2 separate regions of the Homo sapiens genome follow, and region 1 is linked to region 2. A link is a contact called in ENCODE Hi-C or POLR2A ChIA-PET data. All regions are on one chromosome and are shown on one strand. Each heading gives the region's core, a stretch centred on a gene start or an enhancer-like site at or near the end of the contact. The rest is flanking DNA. Distances are from core to core; before and after follow the strand shown.

Region 1 (2,723 bases), core at 198-2,697, 190 kb after region 2:
CCCCATCTCAACAGAAAATACAAAATTAGCCAGGCTTGGTGACACGTGCTTGTGGTCCCAGCTACTCAGGAGGCTGAGGTGGGAGGATTGCCTGGAGCCCAGGAGGCAGTGAGCTGAGGTTGTACCACTGCACTTCAGCCTGGGCAACAGAGTGAGACTCTGCCTCCAAAAAAAAAAAAAAAATTTAGTCCAGTCTCCCTTTCTATCATGTTGGTCATGTCTTTGACAAAGATGCTCTCAAACTTTATTCCTTATGTACTCTGTGAGCAAAGTCCCTGGGTTCTTTTGGTTGTATCTCAAGTGGAGTGGTTGCTATGTCCTTTGCATTCCTGTCATTCTTCTCTCAAGTGCTTAGGAGGCCTGGCCAGGTGGAATACAGTAAGATGGTTGTCCTGTTTGATTACAGCAGCATTTCCCTTCATTCTCAGACTGCATGCATGTCTTAGGAGTTGTCATCAATACCAATACGTATTGAGCTCGTAGTCAGGGAAGATTTGATGGCTGTTCTCCATACAAGTTATCACAGCTTTTTTTGTCTATAAAAATTTCTTGCAGATTGAATTGTTATGGATAGCACCTGTTAGTGACTTCCTTTGCCAGGTTGGCAAGTGTGTTGTAAACATGGATGAGAGGAGGAAACTTCTATTTAGCACCTACTATGTACCAGGCTCTCCTAAATAGTTTAAAATGTGTATTTACATTATATAATATATATAAAATCAGGCAGGGAAGTATAGGATAGTTGTTAACATGTAGAATCTGGAATCAGACCTCCTTGATTTTAATTATGACTCTGCCACTTAACCTGTTGTGTGATCTTTGATAAGTTCCTTAAAGTCTACTTGCCTGTTTCTTCATCTGTAAAATTAAAATAATAATTTAACCTTTAAATAAGTTGGTTGATGGTTTGATAACTTAATATATGCAAAGCATTTATGACTACTGGCACATAGAGGTTAATATGTGTTAGCTATTATTTTATATGAGTTCCTTAAGTTTAAAAATATTTAAATTTATTTAATTTTTTATTTTAAAAATTATTTTAAATATGTGTTTGCTGTTATCTCATTTGGTTCTCAAAATAACTGTCAGTTAATAAATATCATTCCAGATTTGTTTGTTTGTTAAGATGGGGTCTTGCTGTGTTGCCAAGGCTGGAGTGCAGTGGCTCTTAACTGTTGTGATCACAGTGCATTGTAGCCTGGAATTTCTGGGCTCAAGTGATCCTGTTTGAGCCCAGGATTACAGCTGAGATTACAGGCGGTCACCACCACAGTTGGCCTCATTCCAGTTTTAAAGATGAGGAAACTAATTCAGAGAGGTTAAGTTAAAGGCAGATCCAGAATTTGAACTTATGCCAGGGTAGCAGGGTCGTGGATGTTTTTGCGGAAGGAACTCACACACAGTCCTTTCCTCTGAAAGGGAAAGCACTTAGAGTCTCACGGCCAGCCAGCTCTGCAGGGTGCCTTGGTTGTGGCTCTAATGAGACAAGGCCACATATTAGCTTTAAATAAACCAATGAGGAAACAGTGACAATGAAAGATGTAACAAGGCATAGCGGTCAGTCTCCTGCCCAAGACTGTGAGTTCCTTGCAGCAGGAACAACCATACTCATATTTGTATTTCTGGTACCTAACACTGGGTCGGTAATACGTACTCCAGATGCAGGCCAGTTGCAGTGGTTCACACCTGTAATCTCAGCACTCTGGGAGGAGGCCAAGGCCACAGGATTGCTTGAGGCCAGGAGTTTGAGACCAGCCCAGGCAACATAGCGAGACCCACCGCCCCCACCCCTATTAAATTAAAAAAAAAAAAAAAGATGTTGTTGGTGAATAAGTGAGTAAATTAATAAGTGAAAATTTGGGGAGGGGTGGAGACCTAGCAAGGGAGGCAGGACCAAAGCCAGGGTTTCTGGCATGGTATCCACTGGAGAGTGGTAGCCAGTGGAGGAGCAAGAAAGAAAGGTGTGGGTTTGATTTAGACAGGTGGAGTGTGATTCTAGTAGAAATATTTAGTGGGAAAATTGAAATGAGGAAGAGAGATTAGGATTGGAAATACACTGGAAACTTCTCTTGAATTGGAAACCTGGAACATATATCCTTAGAATGACAGTTGAATTATTTCAAGAAGTTTTCAAAGAAATGCTGTTAAATCATGTGGCAGACATTATTCTATAGTTATTTTAGACTTTACATCTTTTTCTCTCAGCATTATGTAATGGGAAACAATTTTATATTACAGAAATAAGAGATTGCAGGGATTTTTAGAACTAAGCTACATATAACATACACGTGTAAATGATACCTCACTGTAAACCTTCTTTGCCTCAGTACTGTGAATAACTTTGGAAAGCTAATTAAAGTGAAAATTCTTACTTAGATATTATAAAGTAGAAAGCTCAGGTTATTAATGTAGAAATCACACCAGGGTCATTGTGTCATAAATAAGCAAGATCTTTGTCATTCAGGAATAGTTCAAGCTGAAAGTCAATAAAATCAAACCACATGAAACAATGGGATGGGGGTAAAGTAGAATGATATATATCTTGATACTAATTAGCCTTTTCCCCCGTTATTTATTTAACAATTTTACTTTGAGGCATTTAAAAGTTCACTGTCTATATTAATAATCACCAAACCTTAATTGGAGAGATTATGTTTCATGTCATCCATATTAGAAGTTCAGTTTCATCTTAATAAAGTCAAATTTGCAATATTTTAGGA
Region 2 (2,713 bases), core at 201-2,700:
CACCACATGGCTTGCTTCCCTTACCCAAGGTGACAGAGCCATATATGCCCCCAGGGTTCCCCAGCAAAGGACTTTTGCCAGAAAACTCAGGGAATAGTAGAACAGAGATGACCTCCTTGTCCCGCATTTGTTGGGCTGGTAGGTCTTCCCGGTCCTTTTCAGGAACTGGCCTCAGGCAGAGAGGTCAGCCTCTGGTGGCCTGGGACTCCCAGGAGACCCACCTGCAATGATGATAATGTCTCCCCATACTGACCATGCACTCTGGCTATGGACCAGCTAACAGTCCACATGCCTTATCTCTCAGCAACACTCTCTAAAACAACTCTCTCTGCAACTCCAGAGGTGGGCATGATTTTCCCCATTTTATAGCTGGAAAATAGACGCTCAGAGAGAGCAAGTAATTTGCCCAAGGTCACACAGCTAGTAAGTGGCAGACAGAACTGGCATGCAGGTCTGCCTGACTCCACTTTGCATTGAGACAGGGACTTGCTGCCTGCTCAGGGAAGTGAGGGGCCAGGCCCACCTCTGCTTCCCATAGTGCCTAAGGTACTCTGCTGTCGGTGCAGGGGCTGCCCAGACCCTGATGAATGTGTAAATTATTTCTTGGTGCTCAGAGCAGCAGAGTCTGACGTTTCCTCCAAGGGATGGTGGGCTAGGGGAGGATGTGCAGTGGGTGCTTCATCCAAAGTAAAAGCTGATGCTGCTGTCTCAGGCAATGCCGGCAGGAAGGGCTGGAGCCTCTGACCTGGGCTGGCCTAGGGCAACCTCTGCTGGGCTGAGGCCACCACCTATGCTAAGTGGGTCAGCAACAGGGTCAGCAAGGGCTAATCCCCGTGCTTATCCATGGCACACTTCTCCCATGCTGAGCACCTTAGACTCATGACCCGTTCAGTCTGCACAACCCACCTGCGGGGTAGGCACTACCATCTCAAGAATTAGAATTAGGAAACAGGCTGGGACGGGTGGGTAATTTGCCCGGAGTCACAGTGCTAGGAAGAGGCAGGGTCACAACTTGAACTCTGTCCTGTCTGGCTCCAAAAAGAAGCCCCTTCCGCTACTCTCTCCTCTGGGCAACTTGCAGTGCAATTCTTTGGCACCTCGTATCCTCTTGGAAGGAGGAGAGAGAAACAGATGTGGTGCAAGGGCAGACGGGCATAGGCATCCCAGCAGCCCCCTTCTTCTCCTCCCTTCTGAGGCTGGCACTGAAGGGCAGTGCCCCTCAGGCCACTCAGTGCAAGGGCCCCTGGGCAGGTCTTACATCTTTGGCTCATCTTCCCCAAGACCCAGGCACTGGCTCCTCTCAGATGTGTCTGCTGCCACCATCCCGGCCCCAGGTCCTGGGTGGGAGAAGCTGAGCAGGAGGCAGGAATAAATGTCAAAGAAGGAGCAGGCTGCCAAGGGAGGGCAGAGGCAGCCCCCACCCCGCCAGGCCAACACTGCCCTCTGCAGGGGGCCCTGGGCTGGTCAGGGCAAGAGATGACCCTGCAGCTGTCAGCACTGGCCAAAAATGGAGAAGGAATGGAGCTCCGTGCTGGCCCTTTCCTAATATAGCTCCACTTGCAGCTATTTTGAGCCTGGGAGGATAGAGGGAATTTTATCAGTTCTGAGGCAGTGGCGGGCCTGGGGCAGAGCAGGGCCACTGTGCTGCTCCCTGGGACCGGGGACCACTGACTTGAGCCTGGCTTCCCAGGGTTTGGCTGCAAATGACCAGGGCCAGGCTGGCCGGGGCCCAAGCTCCCCCAGCTACAGCCCACACTGGGCAGATTCAAGAAGGTGGCAGAGTTTGGGGACAGAGCCCCCCACCTTCCACACTGTCTCCCTCACAGGCCCCCGACAGGGCTGCTGGCCACAGGGTCTGCCACTGCAGGGAATTTGCATTTAAAGAAACACAGGACAGACACTGCTTTCCCTACAGAGACCATGCTCTGGGAGGCTCACTCTCAGGTCAGAGTGAGAGGAAGGGGCCTCTCACTGTGCTGCCTCGGCTGTTGAGCTCACACTTCTCCCTGCGCCTGCTCGCTCCTCCATCCTGCCTCATTGCTGGCCCAAGGGGCCTTTAGGAGTGGCCCCTGGTGACTGTGCACCCCACTCCCCTATACCCCAAGAGGAGCAGCCAGAGCTGCCTGCGTCTCTTCTGGGAGGGAGAGGAGGTCAGGTTTGGGGGGGCATAGGAAACCCCGCGCACACCCTGCCTCCTTACCACTGCAATGCCTGCTCAGGACAGAATTCCAGAGCTGCCCCCACAAAACAGACTCTTAGTCCGGAGCTGCTGACAGGCAGGGAGGCCCCTGGGCCTCAGCCTTTTCCATAGCAGCCACAGCTGGTCCTGTCTCCACCCCTAGCTTCCACTCTGGGGTCTATAGCCAGGTTTGTATGTGGGGGATTCATGTATGCGGTACGAGTGCCCCTGAAGATAGACAAGAAAACCCTTCTTCTGGCAAAGCAGAGGGCACTGGGGACCCCTCAAGAGGGAAACATTGCTGTGTCAGTCTCTGAACCAAACCGAGGGTCCCAGTAGCTGTGATTCCCGGCTCTGAGTTCTCCCTCCTCACTCCTTGCTCTCCTCACCCATTGCGGTTTGGGCTGGTTCTGCCTCCACAATGACCAGGCTGATGATGGCCCCGGCGCTCAAACTGCCCCTGGTGGAGCCTCTCTCTGACCACCCTGTCTTCTTTGCCCTTTTCCTCCCCAGGTGGTAGTCAACTCTCCAGCC

Evidence for each region. Hi-C counts contacts between places; a loop is a spot of excess contacts on that map. ChIA-PET counts read pairs that join two places held with the same protein, here RNA polymerase II (POLR2A). Pooled maps may share reads with other maps.
Region 1: POLR2A ChIA-PET joins it to region 2 with 11 read pairs in H1. The contact joins two enhancer-like sites. A Hi-C loop is called at or near these places in 2 of 50 pooled maps. POLR2A ChIA-PET finds 5 or more read pairs at or near these places in 5 of 52 experiments (BJ, H1, IMR-90 and 2 more).

Annotation. Positions count from the first base shown.
Region 1 is chr10:86,871,636-86,874,358 of GRCh38, forward strand. The region is part of intron 2 of BMPR1A (bone morphogenetic protein receptor type 1A); the gene reads left to right. Among named protein-coding and RNA genes, the nearest start is that of MMRN2, 85 kb to the right of the region's middle. RefSeq lists enhancers at 68-629, 1,277-1,396. Within about 2 kb of position 1,448, at least 3 of the 41 ENCODE cell types and tissues checked have a DNase peak (open chromatin) inside an H3K27ac peak, as active enhancers do.
Region 2 is chr10:86,682,986-86,685,698 of GRCh38, forward strand. All of the region lies in intron 5 of LDB3 (LIM domain binding 3), which reads left to right. Among named protein-coding and RNA genes, the nearest start is that of LDB3, 16 kb to the left of the region's middle. RefSeq lists an enhancer at 1,087-2,713. Within about 2 kb of position 1,451, at least 9 of the 41 ENCODE cell types and tissues checked have a DNase peak (open chromatin) inside an H3K27ac peak, as active enhancers do.